Linked DNA regions of Homo sapiens: region 2 is linked to region 1. A link is a contact called in ENCODE Hi-C data. All regions are on one chromosome and are shown on one strand. The core of a region is the stretch at or near the end of the contact, and the rest is flanking DNA. Distances in the headings are between cores, read along the strand shown. Region 1 holds the start of KATNA1 (katanin catalytic subunit A1). Region 2 holds the start of RAET1E-LRP11 (RAET1E-LRP11 readthrough).

What was found. Hi-C counts contacts between places; a loop is a spot of excess contacts on that map. Pooled maps may share reads with other maps.
Region 2: a map of HCT116 shows a loop between it and region 1 (4-fold over the local background). The contact joins the promoter of RAET1E-LRP11 here to the promoter of KATNA1 in region 1. A Hi-C loop is called at or near these places in 1 of 168 maps with a recorded cell type or tissue (HCT116) and 1 of 50 pooled maps.

The regions. Positions count from the first base shown.
Region 1 is chr6:149,647,350-149,651,085 of GRCh38, reverse strand. It overlaps KATNA1 (katanin catalytic subunit A1), which reads left to right and starts at 2,372. Exons shown (of 11, transcript NM_007044.4): 1 at 2,372-2,617. RefSeq lists a silencer at 2,153-2,422 and an enhancer at 2,493-2,572.
Region 2 is chr6:149,894,440-149,897,866 of GRCh38, reverse strand. It overlaps RAET1E-LRP11 (RAET1E-LRP11 readthrough), which reads left to right and starts at 1,737. Exons shown (of 15, transcript NR_182438.1): 1 at 1,737-2,021. It overlaps RAET1E (retinoic acid early transcript 1E), which reads left to right. Exons shown (of 6, transcript NM_001394057.1): 2 at 1,835-2,021. All of the region lies in intron 1 of RAET1E-AS1 (RAET1E antisense RNA 1), which reads right to left.

The DNA.
Region 1 (3,736 bases), core at 1,123-3,622:
AGCTATGAACATAAAAAGTAGATAAGAAAAAAATGCTATTGTTGAAGCCTCTGTGACTTAGAGGTTGCTACAGCATAACCCACTCCTGCCTGACTAGTACAGCTAGTAAAGAAATGGAAGTAGTGAATGTAAGCCACTCTCTGGAGGTTTGTCTTTCCACCTAAAAAAAGTCTTCAGCCAGGAGCGGTGGCTCACACTTGTAATCCCAGCACTTTGGGAGGCTGAGGCGGGCAGATCATGAGGTCAGGAGTTCGTGACCAGACTGGCCAACACAGTGAAACCCCGTCTCTACTAAAAATACAAAAATTAGCTGGGCATGGTGGCGGGCACCTGTAATCCCAGCTACTCGGGGAGGGTGAGGCTTCAACCTGGGAGGTGGAGGTTGCAGTGAGCCGAGATCGCACCACTACACTCCAGCTTGGGCGACAGAGCTACACTCTGTCTCAAAACAACAACAAAAACCCAAAAAATCTTCATATATAATACGCGTACGTACACGTAATAAAATGTGCCCAGTTTGTGTACTGTTGATGAATTTTAATAAATGTTTACACCTGTGTAAGCACTACCCTAACAGAACATTTCCTTTCCATCACCTTAAATATTTCCTGGGGACTTTCAGCAATCTATTTCTTCTCCCCCTCCTCCTGAATACAGCCTCAGGCAGCCAACCACTGATCAGCTATTATTATAGATTAGTTTTGCCTGTTCTAAAATTTCTTTTCTTTTTCTTTTTTTTTTTTTTGAGACAGAGTCTTGCTCTGTCACCCAGGCTGGAGTGCAATGGCGCGATCTTGGCTCACTGCAGCCTCTGCCTCCTGGGTTCAAGCGATTCTCGTGCCTCAGCCACCCAAGTAGCTGAGATTACAGGTGTGCGCCACCAGACCCAGCTAATATTTGTATTTTTAGTAGAGACGGGGTTTCACCATGTTGGCCAGGCTGGTCTCAAACGCCTTGACCTCAAGTGACCCACCCGTCTCGGCCTCCCAAAGTGCTGGGATTACAGGTATGAGCCACCGTGCCTGGCCTAGAATTTCTTATCAATGGAATCATACAATATGTATTAATTTTGTGGCCTTTGAGAAGTTTTTTAACTGTAAATTGGCTTTATAAATTAGCATACCTTTGAACTCACATAAAGGATGAAGGTTGAATTAGGGTAATTAATCTGTACCTCCCTGAATTGGTTTTGATTCCAAAAATATATACTAAATATAGTTTCCTGTTCCCTATTACAATAGAGTTCATATTTACTACAGTGAAACTATCATTTTCCACTCAGTTGAGACGTTACAAGACTTTAAGCCCCATGAAACATTCTATTTCGTGACCACTGTATACCCAGTGCCAACACTGTCTCACACATAGTAGTTGCTGAGTAAACATTTGTTGACTGAATGGATGTATTTCCCCTGAATTGCTTCTACATGTCTATGTTAGATGACTGGGGTGCTTTTATTTTTTTAGAGATAGGGCCTCACTTTGTCTCCCAGACTGGAGTGCAATGGCGCCATCATGGCCCACTGCAGCCTCCAACTCCTGGGCTCAAGTGATCCTCTTGTGTCAGCCTCCTGAGTAGTTGTGACTACAGGCGTGCGCCACCATGTCCAGCCAATTTTTGTACTTTTTGTAGAGACGGGGGGTCTCACTATATTGCCCAGGCTGGTCTTGAACTCCCGGCTCAAGCTATTCTCCCGCCTCAGCCTCCCAAAGTGCTGGGATTACAGGGATGAGCCACTGTGCCCAGTCGGGATGCTTTAATGTTAGAAACTTAATTACCTTGCGTTTTTAAAGGAATGTGTGAGAAGTGCCCTATTCTGCCTCAAGTGATGGCAGAGGGTGGAGATTGAGACTGGAGGAAGCCCTGTGCAGTACATATCTGTAAGTCATGAAATAGCATCATTTTCCTTGTCTGGTCATATTAAAACGGTGATTAAAAAATCAAGAAAATAAAATCCCACTAGCAGTGTGTCCGAGAATCTTTGTTTACCTCCTCCCTATTGTTATGTCATGACATGGAGCCCAGCTGGGGAATTCTGAATACTAGGTTCTAAAACAGGATTTGTCATAAACGAATTGCTTGATCCTGGACATTCACCTCTAAAATAGACACCTGACCTCGGTGTGTGTGTGAGTGTGGTGAAAATCAAGTGGGAGGGAAAGTGAGCAAGCACCTGAACAAGGTACAGAGGCGCGCGAGGTAGTACCATAATACCATCTACACCAAGGTCTATACTATCCCTGGTCTCCGCTGCGTCCGCCGGGAGGAGGCGGTGCAAGAATGCGCACGCGCGGCCCCGGGCCCGGCCACACCCTCTTCCGCCGCTCCCGCCCAGCGACCTCGCTCCCGGGGCGACGCCCCGCGTGCGCCAGAGTCGCCGAGGTCGTCCCCGGCACCGGAAGTGACCCTGGCGGGTTTGTCTTCAAATTCTCGGCGAGCAGGAGCCGCGCCGGCAGGTGGTGTTGACGATTGAACTGGGCAGTACTGGGGCCGTGAGCGGAGAGCAAAGTGGGCTGGACTGGGTCAGGCCCTCCTTCCTCGCTGCCGGGATCTCCACTCCGCCAATCCCCTGTGCCTGGCGTTGGGCGGTTTCCCGAGGAGCTTGGGCCGCCGCAGGTGAGTTTTCACTCTGGCGGTGCTCTGGGGACCCCCGATTTTCCAGGGCCGGGCTGGTGAGGGACTCGGGGGGCCCACAGCGAGAACCCGCCGCGCAACCCTCCGTGAGCCTGCCTGTGCCTGAGCTGAGGTCCTAGGTCCTTGCTGTTGTCCACGATAACTTGGCTTAGGTGACAGTCCCCCTACCTGAGGAATCCTGTCAGGCGGAGGACTTTTCGGGGGCTCCTGTCGATCCCATCTTTTGATCTGTGTCGTTAGCGAAGTCACCAGCCGAGTTTTTAGTTCTTCGATTTTTCGACTGGTTCTCTCCAGAACCCGCTCACGCCCCCCACCCCGAAACCCTCACAGGTAAAAATCCCGATGGCCATGACATTGGGAGGCAACTTCTTTTCTTAAAATTTGTTAGGTTCGAGTGATATTGTTGGGGATGTTATTTCTTATTTATTCTAGAGCCCGGCGTCCTCTGGAAGGCCTGTGGGCCTTTTGGTTTAGAGTTGGTACCTTTTAGAAAAGTTTTCCCTCGAAACAGTTGTTTCATACAAATGTGATGACAAAGTTAGAGATAAACGTAGATCCTGAAGTGCCTTACAGTGGATAATCTCAAGCTCTTATTTAATCAAAAATAGTTTCCTGTTAAAACCGCGAAGGGCCGCTTTTATATTAGTTACTAACTTCCAACAGCACAGTGATGCTCTTTTCTCTTGAAAGCACTAATTTACGTCTTCCTCTTTGAAATTAGACCTCTAGTTATTGCTGAAAACATTCCCGATGTTTTAGAATGGGTGCAGTAGATCTTTGTCACGTAATCACAATGATAATCACCTTAGTAGATGTTAAGACAGATTCTTGAAATGTTTTTACGGGCTTAAATGTCTCAGTATAAAGCCCTATTTTCTTTTCCAAAAGAGCTGGGTTTTGTTCTTTTTTTTTTTTTTTTTTTTTTTTTTGAGACGGAGTCTTGCTCTGTCGCCAGGCTGGAGTGCAGTGGCGCAATCTTGGCTCACTGCAACCTCCGCCTCCCGGGTTCAAGCGATTCCCCTGCCTCAGCCTCCTTGAGTAGCTGTGACTACAGGCGCGCTCCACTACGCGCGGCAAATTTTTTGTATTTTAGTAGAGATG
Region 2 (3,427 bases), core at 488-2,987, 250 kb before region 1:
GGCGGCGGGGACGCTGGATAAGGCAGGGAGGACGGGGTGGCTCTGCGGGTCCTCTGCCTCCACACCAAGCACTCAGGGATCCGTGCCTCCTTCCAGTCTGGAGTCCCAATCGCCCCTCTCTCCAATTTGGGGGACAGGGATTTCTCCTTGTTCTCCTGCCCTAACTCCTTCTTTCCGACTTCTCTTGTCCCATTCTCCCTCAGATCCTCCCTTCCGCTTATGCCAAGGCTTCCACAGCCTCGCTCTGCCGGGCCTTGGCATTCCTAGCCTGAGTGTTGAAACCATTGGCCGGGACCTCAAGGCAGCTGGGGCAGGGAGAGGACGGTTAGAAGCCCAGGGCACACTGCCACAAAAAGGCTGTGACTCATTTTCAGGGATTGAAAACTGCAGTCCAATTCATTTTAAAATTTTCGTCTCTCTTTGGACTTCAGGCTGAAAGTTCTTTATAGCAACGGGCTTCCAGGGACTATGTGAAATTATTGGTTTCACTTTCCTTATCACCCGCTTCTTACTTCAATTAAAATTCCATTTCAGCCGGGTGTGGTGGCTCACTCCTGTAATCCCAACACTTTGGGAGGCTGAGGGGGGAGGATTGTTTGAGCCCAGGAGTTCGAGATCAGCCTGGGCAACGTGATGAGACCCCATCTCCACACCAAAAATTTAAAAATTAGCTGGGTGTGGTGGCTCATGCCTGTAGTGCCAGCTATTCTGGAGGCTGAAGTGGAAGGACTGATTGAGCCTGGGAGTTCAAGGCTGCAGTGAGCCGTGCTCATGCCACTGCACTCCACCTGGATGACAGAGCAAGACCTGGTCTCAAAAAACAAAACAAACAAAAATCTACTTCATATGTAACCATTACTTCAGTTTTGAAACCATTGCCTGAAGCTGACATTTTGCAGTTGGAAAATGGCTATTCCTTCCCATCTTCAGGTTGGCTCAGGCCAAGCTGAGATTCAGGACCACAGAGGGCAACAAAGGTGGAAGGGCCCCTTTCCCCTTTCTGTATATTTTTCCCAGCCTGTCTGCAGCTCTTTCTTTTTCTTCAGTGTTAGGTTGGCATCCCAGATGTCAGGACCCAAGTATAGGCCTGGTGTGCTCCTTCCTGTGAGTCATCAGACTTGTAGAAAATATTGGCCCTGCTAAGGAGCTACTCAGTGGTCATATCACACATATGCACGCACACACACACAAGCACCCATGCACACACACACACACACACACAAACACACACATACACTCTGTTCTTGGCCCACCCCCGCTGGTGTCCCCACAGCAGCAGTATTGGCAGGGCGGTAGCAGTGAGTTCCTCTCTGTGTACTCTCAGGGCCTGGATGTGTACAGAACAGGCTCCACTCAGGACAGATTTGAGACCCCTTCTCCAGACCAAGAGGTGGAAGTGCACCCTCAAAATTGAGGTTCTTTAACCTTAGCAGACAGAGAACCACATAGGGGACATGTAAAAAATGTGCATTCCTCGGCTCCTTCAAACGCTTGACCCACTGTCCTCTGAGCAGACAACCCCTTATCCCCCAGCCCCAGAGATAGAGCCCTGCCGATAGTCCATGGTTACTTTCTTTGAAGTCTGTTCCATCTAGTTAAGAAAGGACAGTGGTAAAGACCCACTTACCTTACCAGGCATCATAAGGGCCCTAGCATCTGAGTCACAGGATGTCACCCTCTGGGTCTGACATGCACTTGAATTAACTGGCATACTGCCCGGCACACAGAGGGAACCTAGATGTGGAACGGATATGGGTGGTGTTACAGGCCGCATGTTTGCCTGCCTTCCAAATTCATATGCAGAAATCCTAATTCTCAAGGTGATGCTATTTAGGAAGTCATAACTCATGTGAGTGGAGCCATGTGGGATTAAGAAGTGATAGGAGAGCTTGCTGTCTGTCTCTGCTCTCCACTGTGTGAGGATACAACAGGAAGACAGCCATCTGGTGAGGAAGAGAGGGCCCTCGCCAGATACCGGACCTGCTGACACCTTGATCTTGGACTTCCCATCTTCCAGGAAGGTAAGAAATAAATGCTTGGTGTTTCAGCCACCTTGTCTATTCTGTTGTAGCAGCCTGAACTGGCTAAGGTAGCAGGGTCTGATGATCAAATGGGACAGCTGTAAAAGTGAGGTGGGAAGGGGGTCTACAGATACTAAGTTTTATGAGGAAAACTTGTGCTTTATTTGAAAATGACACAAAATTTTGTTCTAAGAAAAATTTTCAGAATTCAAAACTTAGAGCCCTAAGACTTTTCCCAATGATAGACTTGGCTTTCCTTGAGGTCTTGGCCCCAGTAGGACTGCTGGAGTCTATTACAAAACTCATCTGGAAGGACCTCTGCCGTTGCTGAGGCTTGAGGAAATGGTTTTAAGGTCACAGTGTAAACAAAACTGCTGGGAAGTTGGAACTGGGCGGAGCCCACTGCAGCTCAGCAAGGCTGCTATGGCCAGACTGCCAGATTTCTCCTCTCTGGTCAGGGCATGTTGGTAAACAAGGCAGCAGCCCCAATCAGGGGCTTATAGCAGACTTAAATGTCCCCGCCTGATGGCTCTGAAGAGGGCAGCAGACCTCCCAGCACAGCATTCGAGCTCTGCTAAGGGTCAGACTGCCTCCTCAAGTGGGTGCCTGACACCCACGTATACTGACTGGGAGACACCTCCCAGTAGGGGCCGACAGACACCTCATACAGGAGAGCTCTGGCTGGCATCTGGCAGGTGCCCCACTGGGTCAAAGCTTCCAGAGGAAGGAACAGGCAGCAATCTTAGCTGCTCTGCAGCCTCCGCTGGTGATACCCAGGTAAACAGGGTTGGGAGTGGACCACCGGCAAACTCCAGCAGACTGGCAGCAGAGGGGCCTGATGGTTAGAAGGAAAAGAAACAAACAGAAAGGATTAGCACGTCCCCTCAAAGACCCCATCTGAAGGTCACCAACATTAAAGACCAAAGGTGGATAAATCCACAAAGATAGGAAAAAACCAGTGCGCAAAGCCTGAAAATTCCAAAAACAAGAACGCCTCTCCTCCTCCAAATGATCACAACTCCTCGCCAGCAATGGAACAAAACTGGACAGAAAATGAGTTTCACGAACTAACAGAAGTAGCCTTCAGAAGGTGAATAATAACAAACAACTCCAAGCTAAAGGAGCATGTTCTAACAAATGCTAGGAAGATAAGAACCTTGAAAAAAGGTTAGTCGAATTGCTAATTAGAATAACCAATGTAGAGAGGAACATAAATGACCTGATGGAGCTAAAAAACAGCATGAGAACTTTGTGAAGAATACTCAAGTATCAATAGCCAAATCAATCAAGCGGAAGAAAGGATATCAGTGATTGAAGATCAACTTAATGAAATAAAGAGAGAAGACAAGATTAGAGAAAAAAGAATAAAAAGGAATGAACAAAGCCTCCAAGAAATGTGGTACTAT